Linked DNA regions of Mus musculus: region 1 is linked to region 2. The links are chromatin loops, found by intact Hi-C in ENCODE. Cell type or tissue: left cerebral cortex. All regions are shown on one strand. Links, peaks and the distances in the headings refer to the core of each region. The heading gives the core; the rest is flanking DNA. Region 1 holds the start of Abraxas2 (BRISC complex subunit). Region 2 holds the start of Oat (ornithine aminotransferase).

Evidence for each region. Peaks named below come from ENCODE experiments on the same cell type or tissue, not always from the same donor. Only the 100,000 strongest peaks of a DNase experiment are listed, where the experiment ranks them.
Region 1: it touches region 2 in a loop (2.4-fold over the local background); 1 of 42 quality-filtered maps calls a loop at or near these places.

What each region holds. Positions count from the first base shown.
Region 1 is chr7:132,852,302-132,859,312 of GRCm38, forward strand. It overlaps Abraxas2 (BRISC complex subunit), which reads left to right and starts at 6,924. Exons shown (of 9, transcript NM_198017.3): 1 at 6,924-7,011. The coding sequence starts at 6,934. Eef1akmt2 (EEF1A lysine methyltransferase 2) reads right to left here and starts at 346. Exons shown (of 6, transcript NM_028095.1): 1 at 198-346. The coding sequence starts at 307. In left cerebral cortex, for the core only: a CTCF peak has its summit at 6,059 (motif pointing right); DNase peaks (open chromatin) are centred at 6,144 and 6,918; H3K4me3 peaks cover 439 bases; H3K27ac peaks cover 653 bases.
Region 2 is chr7:132,572,398-132,580,514 of GRCm38, forward strand. Oat (ornithine aminotransferase) reads right to left here and starts at 4,001. Exons shown (of 10, transcript NM_016978.2): 1 at 3,898-4,001. In left cerebral cortex, for the core only: CTCF peaks have their summits at 2,660 (motif pointing left), 3,538 (motif pointing left) and 3,743; DNase peaks (open chromatin) are centred at 3,473 and 4,023; H3K4me3 peaks cover 1,613 bases; H3K27ac peaks cover 1,444 bases.

The sequences.
Region 1 (7,011 bases), core at 4,512-7,011, 280 kb after region 2:
GATTCCAGACCCCTACACGGACTCCCCAAGGGCCTCGGGTGGGCTTGCATCCCTTGAAGTGCTTGGGGAGTGCTTGCGATCTCGCCCCTTAAGCCACCACAGGTCGCCTCCGCCCTCCTCCCTCAGGCCCCATTCAGGAGAGGGCGCCATCTCCTTCCGGGCCTCAGACGCCCGCTCACCCTCCCCGCCACACTCACTGCTCTCGTGTCCCCAGCGCGGACGGGACGAAGTCATCCGCCGCGGAACTGCCCTCTGGAGATTGCGCGGGGACCACAGCACCGCTGTGGCCCTCAGCATCCGCGTTCATGTCGCTCTGCGCTCGAAGCCGCCATAGAGACGCGATTTGGGCAGAGGGGAGGCGCGGACCTGGCCTCTCTAGGCAATAGGAGGCTGTCTCTCTAATGCTCCAGACCAGACCTTGGGAGGCCAAGCACAGCAAAGAACCGAGGCTGCTTAGAGGCCGCTAAGTGTGCAATGCTGGCTAGAGAAGCCAAGATAGCCTTCCAGCCAACATTACATTTACCCCTTACTCTCTAGCTCTCAAAGTGACCAAATCTGGGGACTGCTGTCTGTAAGTCATCGTTCAAAATACTGCACTTTGGAAAACAAGCTGCCGGAAACCACAAAAACCGTCTGAAACGCACAGCCTTCAGCCCAAATGCTTGTCATCTCACTCTTTCAAGACCTATCTGGAAAGTGGATAGGGCGGCCGGCCTCATTGCATTGCTGCCTTCCCGACCAAAAGACTAATTTCATTTGTGGCTAGAATTATGAAAAATGAACTGATAAAACCGGCTGACCTTTTAAGAGCTAATGGCCAAGGAATTGAATGCCTTTGGGCCACCCAGGGTACCACCACCAGCCATGGAATTATGATAAAATGAGTACAAATACTAGGGGGCCTCAGAGGTTCTTGCTCTGTCCCCAGCTAGTCATCTGAGCCTGTCCAAATCTCAACCTCTACATGCTTTAGTTTGTTCACTCTAGTTTGCTCAAAATAAAAAGATACTTGTTCTTCAAGTCTGATTGAACCTGAGATATCTTATGCCTAATGGTCTGACTACAGCCAGTAGTTCTGCAATACAATGCAAAAGATCTTAGGTGTCAGATCTTGTCTGTACTAGCCATGAAATACTCAGATAAACATGGTTCAATGTCTAAGGCAAGGATCTCAGAGGCCCCTAGCAAGCTGCCTTCCAACAAGAACTTGTTTCCAGGACTACGTTTCTGTTGACTTCGAAGACAGAAGCCCAGTAACAAGTCCCTTGAGGCAAACGGCAACACATGTTGCCCTCCCAGTTTGAGCAGTTCGTCTGCTCCTATACATGGTGTTCCAAGATCTTCTGGCAGTAAAGAATAAAGTAAAGGGCAGATGGAAATCCATGTACATAGTGATTAAAGAACTCAAGAAAGAGCGTAAGTAACCTTATTACAGAGCACTAAAACCACCGGATACCACAGCCAATTAGTGCTGCCCTGGGCAAGTAGCTGTTTTGATCTTTTCTAGACTCTAGATGCTACAGAAAGAAAGCCTGAGTGTGACAGACTGGGTCTTTAAAAGTTTTAGGTTTTAATTAAGAAGCATCCATGAAAGATAAGCCCATCTTCAGCCTCATGTCTTGCCAACAGTTAAGATGTTTTTGCTGTGTGTGATGAAAGCTATAAACAGTTGTCGGTATGGAGCCCTGGGGGAGGTGGGGGGACCCAACATGGTTTATACCAAGTTTCTTCTCTGGCTCCAGGAAGGATTATTCTGGCTGCTTAGTGCTGAGGACTGTGGGGCACCACCTCTGATCACCCAGGGAAACGGGATTCTTGGCTGGGAGAGAGGTTCCACTGGGTAAGCTGCCTAGCACCAGAGAGAAGCAGAACTATAGGAGGGACACAGCCCCTCCCACTGAGCACCACTTGTGTGAGGCCACAGGCAGACTTGTAGAACTTGAGGTTGCCAGCGTCGGTTCTGTTTTGATTTGTTTTGTTGTTTTCTCTGTGCACAGTGCCCACTGGTAGCTCCTCTGGAACCATGCTTCCCAGAATCCTTAAGCACTTCCCATTTGACATTCCGTGGTCATAGGGCAGAGCTTTCCCTTTTCTGACCATGCAACACTCAGGACCAGAGAACACACTTCTAGAACAAGCTCCCTTCTCTGCCCCCATCTCTTCCTTTTGCTTTGATGTGAGCTTTTGAAAGGGGACACTGGGCAGTTGTTTCTTGAGTTAGAACACCCCCCCCCCCCGCCCCGCACGCCATGTTTTAAAGCATCACTGTGGGCAAGTTCTTGAATTTCCCCAGGTCAGTTTGTGAAGCCTCTATTATAACAAGCATAATAGTGGCACCTGTCACACAAGACACTCTGAGAATACATATGAGATTAGTCCAGCCAAATACAACCTGTCTGACACATGAGAAATAGTCAGTAAATCTAAGTTCTGGTTCTGCAACTATAAAATGGGGCTTAAAAAGATGCCGCTTCAAAGAGATGTCAGGAACTGCAAGTGAGCATACTGTATGTTTAGAGAGCTTAGAAAGGGCATGGCATATAGTCAGGGTTCAGAAAATGTCAGCTCTTATCTTTACTACAGGTTGGGCATCTTTGCTTTAGTTGGCTTTCCTTGTGCTGTGATAAAATACTGACCAAAAGCATCTCATCGAGAATAGGGTCTATTTGGCATACAGATTGTACAGCTCATCACTGAGGAAAAACAAGGCAGGAACTCAAGCAGAGTCCACAGAGGAACACTCACTGCATTGCTCCCCACGCCTTGCTCCTATAGTAGCAGCAGCAGCAGCAGCAGCAGTAGTAGTTACAATACACAATAAGCATATAATAAAATTTTTAAAGAAAGAGTCTGTCTAGATGGTGGTAGCCCATGCCTTTAATCCTAGCTCTACAGAGTGAGTTTCAGGGCAGCCAGGACTACACAGAGAAACTTTGTCTCAAAAAAATGAGACACACACACACACACACACACACAGACACACAGATACACACACACACACACACAGAGAGAGAGAGAGAGAGAGAGAGAGAGAGAGAGAGAAGGATGGGTGTCTGGAGGCATGGGGAGGGGGCTGAGTTTTGTTTCATTGAATTTAAGGTATAAAGGGAAATTCAGGCAGCTAGAAGCAAAAATTGGAGTTGGGGCTAGAGGTTAAATAGCCCCAACCCACGTGCCCAAGGATGGCACTGCCCAGAGTGAGTTGAACCCTCACACTTCAGCTAGAAATCAAGAAAATGTCCCACAATCATATTCAGAGGCCAATCTGGTGAAGGCAGTTTCTCAGTTGTGATTCCTTTTCCCCAGCTAAGTCCAGGTTTGTGTTGAGTTGACAAAAAAACAACTGGCCAAATCAGCAACCCAAAAATTTAAACTCCAAATCACTCCAAACTCTGAAGTATTTCAGGTTTTAAGTATACCAGGTAAAGGCCCCCTAGCACAACTGTTCTTAGCCTTCCTATTGCTGCAACCCTGTAGTACAATTCCCCGGGTTGTGGTGACCTCAAACACAAAACTCTTTCCTTAGCACTTCATAACTATAATTTTGCTACTGTTATGCTCGCCCCCATGCCTTTGGGCCCTTTTGTTTTGTTTTGTTTTGTTTTTCTTTTGGTTTCAAGACAGGGTTTCTCTGTGTAGCACTGGCTGCCCTGGAACTCACTCTGTAGACCAGGCTGGCCTCAAAATGAGTGATCTGTTTGCCTCTGCTTCCCGAGTGCTGGGATTAAAGGCATGGGCCACCATTGCCTGGTAAGACCCTCTCTTTTAAAGATATGATTACATGCTTGTTGTGTATGGAAGCATCACACACATACACACACACACACACACACACACACACACACACACACACATACACACACACCTTCATTGTGAGTATAGAGATCAGAGGACAACCCTCAAGAGTTAGTTCCTTTCTTTCACCATGCGGGGTCCAGGGAACAAACTTTGTACTAGGCTAGTGGTGCCTGCCTCTGCCTCTCAAATACTAAGATTAAAGGCACACACCACCAACCCAGCATATCTTCATATCTCTATAGCAACCTGCTGATAGAATAAAACCATCTTCCTTTGAACTCTACATTTTCCCACACAACATTTACTCAACAGTTACAAAATAGGCAGTATCTCCATGCCTGGCATTAATTCCATAGGACAAAAAAAAAATTGCAACTGCAAGCAACTAAAACATGAATCCTTCATGAATTTTAGAATAGGCTAGCAGAGAAAAAATAATAAACAGGGAAATAGAATTAAAAGTACAGACAATGCTAGATGGTGGTAAGAGTTTGTCTTGGTGAGCTTTGTCAACTTGACACATCCTACAATTATCTGGGAAGAGACCCCCAGTTGAGAAACTGTCTATATCAGATTGGCTTGGTGGGCTGTAATTTTCTTACTGTTATCTGACATGCACAATATTTGACATTTGGGGTCACAACCCATATGGTGAAAACCTATGGGCACAATTGTGGGAGACCCTCTTGATTGTGTCAGAAACAATGATTCTCACTTCATAATAAGAGTACTGAGCCGGGAGTGGTGGCGCCCACCTTTAATCCCAGCACTTGGGAGGCAGAGGCAGGCGGATTTCTGAGTTCGAGGCCAGCCTGGTCTACAAAGTGAGTTCCAGGACAGCCAAGGCTACACAGAGAAATCCTGTCTCGGGGGAAAAAAAAAAAAAGAGTACTGGTAACTCAGAGTAGAGAAAATGAAGCAGTTTATTTTGCAACCTGGAAAATTTCTGTGTCAGCCTATGATAGCAAGCCTACTGAATGCAGAACACTGTCTACAAACCCTAAGGAATGACCCTTTCTTATTTTTTTTAATAATTAAAAGGATATAGTCCTAACAACCAAAACCATGTCTGGATCTATCTCCATGTTTCACATCTTGCATATTTTAAAGCATATCAAACCAATGAATGATCTTGTAGAAAAGTTTGGATGTTTGAGATTTTTTTATACTCTAAACTTTCAGTTTGGGGGGAGTAGCTTATTAACATTTGGGGGAGGGGTACTTAGCTAGACTATCAAGCATTAGCAAGGGCCTTCTGTTTTCTGTTCACTGTTAGCTGGACCTAAGCTGGCTAGAGACACCTTTGAAAAGTGAGCCATCGGATTTTATTTCCAGCAATTGCTAATTGATGTAGGAAGGCCCAGCTCTTTGTGGGTGGCACTTAGGCAGGTGGTCTTAAACTGGATAAGAAAACTAACTGAGCTGGAAAATTAGGTTCTCTCTCACAGGGAATAGTTCCAGGAGATGTGAACTGGGAGCTGTCAATGGAAAACTTCCCCAGCAGCCAGGCTAAATCAATCAGTCCTGCAAGAAGAGGTCTGGGTGGCCTTTCAAAGCACCCAGGGCAGGCATAAAACAGTGAGCTATATAGTTGTCCAAGAGACCAGCATCTCAGGCAGAGGAAAGGGACATATGTAAAGGCACTATGACCTGATGAACTTTCAGTGCTTCCAGAAAGCAAAAAGGCTACTGTTGTAGCTGTAGCCAAGTCTATCAGGGTAGCAGAAGCAGGAATGCAGGGGGAGGGCATGTCGGCGTAGGATTTGGAGGCTGGCCAGGTATAATTGACACCTTATATCTAAACATTACCATGATCATTTCACTGACTGTGTTGAGGATATATTTGCAGGTCAACAGCCTCACTTCATTACCTCGACATTTTGGACTGGTTAATTCTGTTATGAGGCCTTTCCTGAGTTTACCTCCTTCCCCTGGGGTTGGCATTGGAAAATATCTCCTAGCAATGTCAAGCATCCCTTAAGGGCAAAATTGCCACCAACTGGGACTCTGAGAAGTTGTCATAACCAGGAGAGAGAAAATGGTGTTTTGGGTCAGGGTGGCAGATGTGCTGGTAGTGAATCGTAGGACTCAGTATTTTTTTGAAGATCGTTTTAGCTGATCTGATGTAGGGAACAAGAGAAAAGAAGTTGTTAAGGCTAGCTGCAAAGGTTTTTTTTTTTTTTTTAAGATTTATTTATTTATTATATGCAAGTACACTGTAGCTGTCTTCAGACACTCCAGAAGAGGGCGCTAGGTCTCGTTATGGATGGTTGTGAGCCACCATGTGGTTTCGGGGATTTGAACTCAGGACCTTCAGAAGAGCAGTCAGTGCTCTTAACCTCTGAGCCATCTCTCCAGCCCCAGCTGCAAAGGTTTTGATTTGAGTAATTGTCATAAACAGTTTTATTTGCTGAACTTGGAAAAGAAGTGAGAAGTAGCTCTGTAGGGAAATCAGGAGCCCAGCTAGGAATACTGAAGTCTTAGCAAGCTGCAGAAGAAATAGTTCCCTTTTTTTTTTTCTTTCTAAATTTGATAGTTTATTCATTGCTACTTATTTGTTTTTGTCTTCTATGATTTTTGTCAAACTTGAAGGTTTTTGTTTTTGTTGTTTGTTGAAACAAGTCTATGTAGCATTCATTGGCTGGCCTCCGACATGCAACCCTTCTGCCCTTACACGACTTATATTTGAATTGTTTTTGAGTCCAGAATCCAATCGTTTTACCAGCTCCACTACTTCTGACCATAATTCCCCTGTCACTGCACCAGGTGGGGATTATTGTAAATCTCCTTCCCTTCCATTTCTCCTACGCATTAGTCTCAACCAGGCAGGCAAAGTGGTCTGTTCAAGTTGAAATTACATCATGCTGTTCCCAAGTCAAATCTCAACCTGTTCAATTGCTGGAATCATCTCCGGCCTTCCATCCTTCAACTTCATTTGCAGAAGGGACAAACTGGATTATAACAAGGCTGTACAGACAGGCCGGTGTCTGAGGAACACACAAAACTGAAGGTGCTGGTTCTCTTTGATCTGGAATCCTTTACTTCCCTGTCCTAGCTTCGAGTAGCTTGGAGGACTTCATTTCCCAGGATGCTCAGCGGCGGGGCGTCCGGAAGGCTGTGCACCCTCCGCGGGGCATGATGGGGGAGGTGGAGATTTCCATCATGGCGGCTTCCATTTCGGGCTACACCTTCAGCGCTGTGTGTTTCCACAGC
Region 2 (8,117 bases), core at 2,349-4,848:
TAAATTGTATTTATGTCAGAAACACTGAAAATGAGCTCGGACATGGTCTGAGTTGTTTGACAGAGAGCAGACAAGAAGCAAAGTCAAATAAAAAGAAAGGATCCGGTAAGCTTTGAGGAAACAACGTGGTGTAGAGAGCAGTGCGGCAGTCAGTGTGCCCAGGAGGTGCAGCCTTGGGTCACCAGGTCACCTATTCTCAGGGAAAGACTCAAACTTTCAAAACTACTCACATACCTTTGCCACCAAAGTCTACAGCTATGATTTTTTTCAATAGGCAAAAAGACAAAAAAAAAAAAAAACAAACAAACAAACAAAAACAAAAAACTGGTTATTGAAAAAAATCCTAAAAATGCTTTTAATGGTGTATTTTTACAGGCTGCAATAGGACAGCAAGTGACTGTAGCCATGGGTTACGGGGTGGGGAAGGAGGGGGCAGTGGCTAAGACAGGAGGGTTTCCAGTCCAAGGCTACATTCAGCTGACTCAAAACAAAATAAAGAGTGCAATGGGAAAGAATCTAAAAGGTTATCTGAACTCGACTTATCTCAACTTACACTGAGTTACCTCCTCAGCTAGAATCTCTTTATCTGCTGGGTCCTCTCAATTTCATGTAGAATGTTCAGTAGCGTAACAAGAAACATTCAAAATATGAGTAATACTCTGGATATTCAACTTAACTGGAAAAGGCTACAAGTTGCACAGACCATGACAGAGCAGAATCTAGTACACACTTTTCTATTAAAGAGCCTCTGTGTTCAAGTTACTGAGCTTGGTACTGTATGAGAAATATTAGAACAAAATTAAAGAAGGCTTTAAAACAGCCACCAACAATCTTCTCCTTCACAGGGGCTCTGGAAATGGTAGAAGTGTGATAGAAAATCCACAGCACTGCACAATTCAGATTTAAATTCAGTGTGCAGCTCTGCGTGAATGTGTCACTCTTTCTGAACTTCGATGGGGTCTTGAGGAGCCCATGTGAAAGCCTCTGGTTTAGCACAAAGGAGCTATTCATTACACTCTCTTCTGCTCTAAGGTCATAGGAACACTAGCCAAGTTCCACAGCTTTCAAACAACACGGCCAGGGTCTTCAAACTGGATCGTTTTTCATTAAAAAATAAAAATGAGATCCTCGGGGACTAAGGATCAGTTGGTAAGTTCTTGCCTAATAGATTCGAAGCCTTGGAGTCCATCTCCAGTACCAAATAAACTAGAGAAGCAGAGGCAGGAGGATCAGGAGCCTAAGGCTATTCTCAGATACCCAAGAAGTTAGAGGTGGTCAAGCAAGCCTTTAATCCCAACACTCTAGAGAGGCAGAGGCAGATGGACCTCTAGGAGTTTGAGGCCAACCTGGTCTACATAGTCCCAGCTCAGCCAGGGCTATAAAGAGAGACCTTGCCTTAATATTAAAATAAAATAAAATAAATAGCAGTCAGACAAGAAAATTACCTACTTAAGAGATTACCATTAACTACCAATTTTCTTCTGTGCATAAATACTATATAGATAATTTTTTCCACCTTCTCCCTTTGAATTTACAACGAAAGTCCCTCCTAAACACTTTAGGACATTAAGAACATTGCAGACTTTTATCACAGATCCTAACACTTCAGGCACTTGTTTTCAAGCAGTCCCCACTGTGAACTTAAGCTTGTAAAAAAGGAAAAGTCAACCCTGTCTCAAAAATCCCCTCCCCTGGGTACCTGGGTACCCACCTGCTGCTGGTATTCTCTTGTCTGGCAGGTGAAGAAGAGCCTTCCTGAACACACAACTCCTGAGGGAGGCAAGGTAGCAACCAGACAAGCCAGGTAACCAGGTCACCCATCCTGCATCAAAATAACTCAGCTCTGAGAGGCTACTTCTCTGTCCTCCTATGGAAACTCATCTTTTCATCAAGGGTTCAGAGTTGATGCCAGTTTGGTCTACAAAGTGAGTCTGGGACAGCCAGAGCTACCCAGAGGAACCCTGTCTCGAGAAACCAAAGATGATTGATAGATAGATATATAGATTATTCCTATTTATTATCTATCTGCTATTTATATTTAGCAGATATAAGAGCCCAAACATAAGAACTAACGACAGGCCGAGCATGTTGAACACCTATGTTTAATTTCAGGCCACCATTATTCCCTTCCCCATTAGCTCACAGGAATATCTCCACAGTACAGTCTCCATTAAGGGCTGCATTTGGAAGAATTTGTTTAGTCTGCCTTATTAAATAACCTTTCCTTAAATTGCTCTAAAAGAAACAGCAGGGTAAAGTCATCCAAAAGCCATTGAAAATCTTCAGCTTGAGAAGTAAATTTGGTTTGGCGCTTGTTAAATATTTACTTTTCTGAGGTAACCATTCACAAATGCAGCCCTTAATTTTTTTTTCTTTTTTTTGGAAGGTCTGTCAACATAAGCTTTGTTTTATGTAACCAATATTCTGGCTAAAATTCACCTCAAGTGCGTCACTGGCAAACAACTAAAGTAACACTACTGGGAAAGGATTGAACCAACTACACCGCACCCTCCACACACCTCCACATCACTACCCATTCATTACTATTTTTAAAAGTATACAGTTTGGGGGCTGGGGAGAAGGCTCGGTGGTTAAGAGCACCGACTGCTCTTCTGAAGGTCCTGAGTTCAAATCCCAGCAACCACATGGGGGCTCACAACCATCCATAATGAAATCTGATGCCCTCTTCTGGAGTGTCTGAAGACAGCTACAGTGTACTTACGTATAATAAATAAATAAATCTAAAAAAAAAAAAAAGTATACAGGTATACAGTTTGGCTCATCCTCAAGAACTCTGCAAAGAGCATAAAATACATATCCATATAACCATAGTAAAAGTAGACCGGAAGGTAAATAGATGAGACAGGAAAAAATACCTTTTAAAATATGTACTAATTAAAGTTTTAGGGGCTGGAAAGATGGCTCAGCAGTTAAGATCACCTACTATGCTTGCAGAAGACCAGAGTTTGGTTCCTAACACCCACATTACATGGCACAACTATCAAGAACTGCTCCAGGGGTATCGAATCCCTCTGGCCTCGGATGGCGCATTCATTCCTGATCACACACATACAATTTAAAGTACAGTTACAAGTTACATAAAATTAATTTACCTACAGACACTAACAAGTTTGATCAAGAAAATTTAGGGTGGAGAAATCAGAGGTTATTCAAGTAGCAAAGCCACTTCATTCCAAAACCACTCCTCCCTTAATATATCTTGACACATCTACAAGGTAAATGTACTCCCGGGCATTGCTGTAGGCCTGAGGCAAGATTTGCTGGCAGCAAGAGCTCCCCACAATTAGACTGGAATTTACTGAGGTTCAACATAGCTTGTCAAAGGCCTAAGGAGGGGGCTCTTCGTGCAGAGAGCCCTGTGGGCCAATCCTTAGCCACCATCTCATCACAGAGTGCACGTCACTTCCTCAATCCTCTTATTTGGTTTAGGACTGAAGAGAAGTGGGGATTGGGGAGGGATGGGTATGATCTGCCACGAGACGTAAAAGCTGCCCAAGGAGCTCGGACTTGGTCCGCATCAGCGCCCCCTCCCGGTGACGCGACCACAAGTTCGCAGTTCTGTCCCCAGGGATCGGGTCCTTCCCTCCTCTTCCCACCCCCACCCCCCACCCACCCCCCGCCAAGCTGCTCGTGGTGCCCCGCGCCCTCAACGCCGCCTTTTCAAAGTCGAGACCTCCAAGGCCCCAGTCCCCTTAGCCGAGTCCCCCGGGGACAGTGAGCCCAAGCCGTGCCCCGCCCGTCCTCACGCCGAGCCCGCCCCACCCCGGGCCTGCGTGGCGCCCTAGACCCGGAGATTCCAGTGTTGCCCCGGCGGAGACTCCAGAACACCGAGTGGGCCCTAGTCGCTCTGGCCCAGCCCCGGCGCGTACGTCGTACCTGACAGCGTCCGCTAAGCGACACTGACTGTACTTCAGCCACGAAGCGCGATGTGGCTGCCCGGCGCGTCAGGTCGTTTAAGACGACGTGTCTGTCCCGCCCCCGCCCGTTCTCTCAGTTCATTGGTTAAGGCGGAGGGCCGCACACCAATCACAAGAGGCTCACTCTCGCCCCACCCACCCGGCCTTGAGCCTCCGGGCGCCAAGTTCTGCTGCCTTCCCCAAGTGCGCAGTCTGCTTTTGTGCCTGTGGCGCTTGAGCTCTGCACTGAACTTGGAGCAGTTCGCTTTCTTTTACCCGAAGGGGAACGGAGGCCCGAAGGAATGGTGGCCTCTCACTGCGTTTCTCTAGCCCAGGGACCTTCCAAAACCTTTCCTGAAAGAGCCTGTTGGGAGCAACATCATATCTTAAATGCTGAAACCACATGACCTTGAACCCTCACGTACCAAAATGACAAAACAGATTACTGATGCTTCTAGTATCATCTCTGCAGCTGTAAAACGCCGCCCGGATGTTATTAACTGTTGTTATAAGTGGTTGGAAATGACAGCTACGCAGTATAGACTTGCCTGCACTCCCTCCACTACCATGGTTAAAACTCAAACCGGAAAAGGATATTGCAGGATAAACACAATCAGAAGGTGCTTAGGTATCATTTTTGTCTATAACGCTCGTTATAAATCAGAAAATATGAAGAGAATAGAAGAGTTATCCAATCCTGTACCAAAAGCTGTAGACCACAGAGGGCCAGTGATTCACTACCTTACACTTCAGGGTCAGGCAGAAAGATTTCACACTCCAGTTTGGAAAGAATGTGTGTGAATAAGAAAGCACAAGGATGGAGGGACTGGCACACCAGGGAGAGCCACTGTCAGTCCACGTATCCAGGGCTAGATGTGGGGTTTCTAGAACCCCAAAGAGAGAGGAGTTTGAGGAAAGACTACTTGGAGGGAGCCAGGAGCCTAAGGAGTCTGTTAAGACTGGTGGTAGTAGTGGTGGTGGTGCACACCTTTAATCCCAGGACTCAGGAGGCAGAGGCAGGTGGATCTCTATGAGTTCTAGGCCAGCCTGGTCTACAGAGAGAGTTCCAGGGCAGCCAGAGGTACAGAGAGAAACCCTGACTTGAGAAAACAAGAGAAAAGACAATCCCCACAAACTAGCCTCCCTAGACACAGAGCAAGATCAGAAAGAGGAGGAAAAGAAAGTGGGATGGGAAAGAGCAGAGGAAATGGTTCAGTAGGTAAAGTGATTGTTGGGCAAGCATAAAGAGACCAGAGTTCAGGTCCCCAGAGCCTACATAAACGCTGAGTGGGCATCGAGACCCATCTGAAATCCCAGCGTTCAGGGAGGTAGAGACAGGACAATTCCTAGAGCTCTGGGTTCAAGTGAGAAACCCAGGCTCAATTAAATATATTTAAATACGTAGGAATCAATCATGGAAGACACCAGACCTTGTGTACCCACACTCATGCAAACACTGGTACACAAACACACCAGACACATGTAAAGACAAACAAAAGAAGACCCAGGTAGAGAGACAAATAGAAGACATTCAACAGCCATAGCAGGGAATGTCTTAGTTGACCTGGTCAGTAGGGGCAAGAAAGTAGTGTGGGCTCAGAGATAGAGCAGTGAATCCAATATCCTCAGGAGCACTGAGCAAGCCTACTGGGCTCATCCTATCCTTGGCTAAGGTCATTTGCCCAGATCATTACTTCATTACTATAATGACCATTAATTACCCTCTAAGGCTCATTATTATGAGTGGATAACTTTATCTTTTTCATTTTTATTCCTTTCATACCACCTACTTCAGTATGATCAACCTCTTGGGGGTTTGACCCTTCCTCCCCTGGGGTCAGAAAGGAACTGCTTCTTTGTGATTCTGCTCTGTAAGCCAGGACAAATGGGTAAAGCCAGGGCCATCTTGTTATGCCTTGGCAAGCAGGAGCAGCTGAGCTCATCAGGAGAACTAAGGGTAACATCAAAACATGTGGCAATCCTTTTGAACTCGCAGGTAGGGTGCTCTTTGATGAAAAGGATTTCATAAGCAAGAAACCTCTGGGAATGTCTGAGTTTTATCACTTCTCACTTATCAGAGAATGGCACTGGGTACAAAGAGCATGATAAAAATTTATGGTTTCCCTCCTACTTGGTTGCTTTTTTTTTTTCCCATCACTAATTGTAGCCAAGAAAGAACAACCTGCACCTTGGAGTAGCCTTTTCCCTCCGAGAAACAGAGCTGCTCTGATTGCATTTGCACAATCTAAAAACTCAACATGAAGAAGAGTCAGAGCCCACATGGCAGGGATTGTTGAGTCTAACGCCACCAACAGATTCAAGCAAATACTTCTGCAGGAACCGTAGAGCCTAGCGATAAAGCTCCTGCAGTGCTCCCAGAGACTGAAGCGGCAATCACAGAGCCTGCATTGGTCTGCATTAACCCTCCGCCACATATGTTCTTATTGTTAGCTTGGTGTTCTTGTGGGACTCCTAACAGTGGGACTAACAGCTGTCTCTGACTCTTCTGTCTGCTCTTGGGACCCTTTTCCTCCTACTGGGTGGTCTCACCCAAACTTGATATGAAGGTTTGTGCCTAGTCTTATGGTATCTTCTTAGCTGTGTTCTGTGGCTATTCCTGGGAGATCTGCTCTTTTCTAAGGGGAAATAGAAAAGGGGTGGGTGGGGAGAGGGGACTGGGGTGGGGTGGAGTGGGGTGGGGAATGGGAGAAAAAGAGGAGGTGGGGTAAACTGGTCAGGATGTATTGAAAACCAAACCAACCAAATAAATAGAAACAATCCTATGAGCAGATAACCAAGTTAAATCCACAAGTTAGTTTGACAAATGTCCCTTGAGTGCCATTAATGTTTGACTCTGTGTGGAGTTTCATAACAGGTGAACCCATGTGAAAAGGAAGGGAAAGAGACAATCGGGAAACGCTCCTTCAGTGATTACGAACAGAAACCTTGCGATTTTGAGTTCCTCTCACCTGGAAAGGGAATGAACACTTTGGTTTCTGAAGTCGACAATTCTCAATATTTATTGACTAAAAACCTGTGTGTTGCCAGGCCTGGTGGCACATTCCTGCAATCCCAGCACTGGGGAAGCAGAGGCCGAAGGATCAGTGCAAGTGTGAGACCAGCCCGGGCTACACAGAAAGATTCTGTTTCAAAAAGACAAAGTTGAGACGCAGCCCAGTGATTAAGAGCATGTACTGGTTCAGTTCCCAGCACCCTCTTCAGATAGCTCACAACTGCCTGTAACTCCAACTCCAGGGGATCTGATGCCTCTGGCCCTCATGGGCACCTACCCACATACATGTGCACATAATTAAAAAAATAAATGGTTTTTGAAAAACAAACAAAAAAGAAACAGTGAGAGAATATGGGTTAAGAAGGCTTTTTCCCCCAGCACTCCACTGTCCAGCTTGTTATTAGTCTAGACTACATACATAGATTTGGGCTTCAAACTTTTAAGCATTTGAAAAATCCACACTAGTTCCAAGAAGAAAGTCTGAGAAGAAACCTCAGGAAATATTAATGACCCCCCCCCCCCAAAAAAAAAAAGTAAGAGAAAAAAAGCTGTGGCAAATTATATTTGTGTTAAAAAGATGTCTTCCCAGGGCTGGAGAGACGGCTCAGCAGTTAGAGAGCACCGGCTGTAGGACCTGACCAGTCCTCAGCACCCATATCAGGCTGCTCCCAAATATTTGTAACTCCAGCTCCAGGAGATCCAGGACCTTCCTCTGGCCTGGTGCACATATATATGTGCAAGCAAACACTCGCTGAGTTGGGGAAGGTGTTTATGTCTATAGGGGAATGAACTCCTCAGATCCACTACACCAGAGACCCAGCAGGAGCAGGGGGAGCCCGAAAGGGGCAGCTGGAGAAAGATATCTTTAACCTAAATCTGAACTAGGAGCTACCATACCTGCAGACTGAGAAGGTTTGCAATTCAAATGTGCGGATGTGCCTGTCTGAGGTATCTCTAGACCCCATAGCTAGAAGTCTACCTACAATGCTCATCCTCCCCTTGCAGACCCCTCCCACTCCCCAGCCTGCGGGGGAGCGGGGGGGGGGGGTGTCTCCTCCTCCTCTTCCTTTACCTTCCTGTTTCCTGTCTGCTCTTGTCCTGCCATTATGCTCCTATTTCGTCTCCTGTCTAGGTCTTATCTTCGGAGTTAGATTACTTTGTAGGGGTTTGTTGGTTTGTTTGGTTTG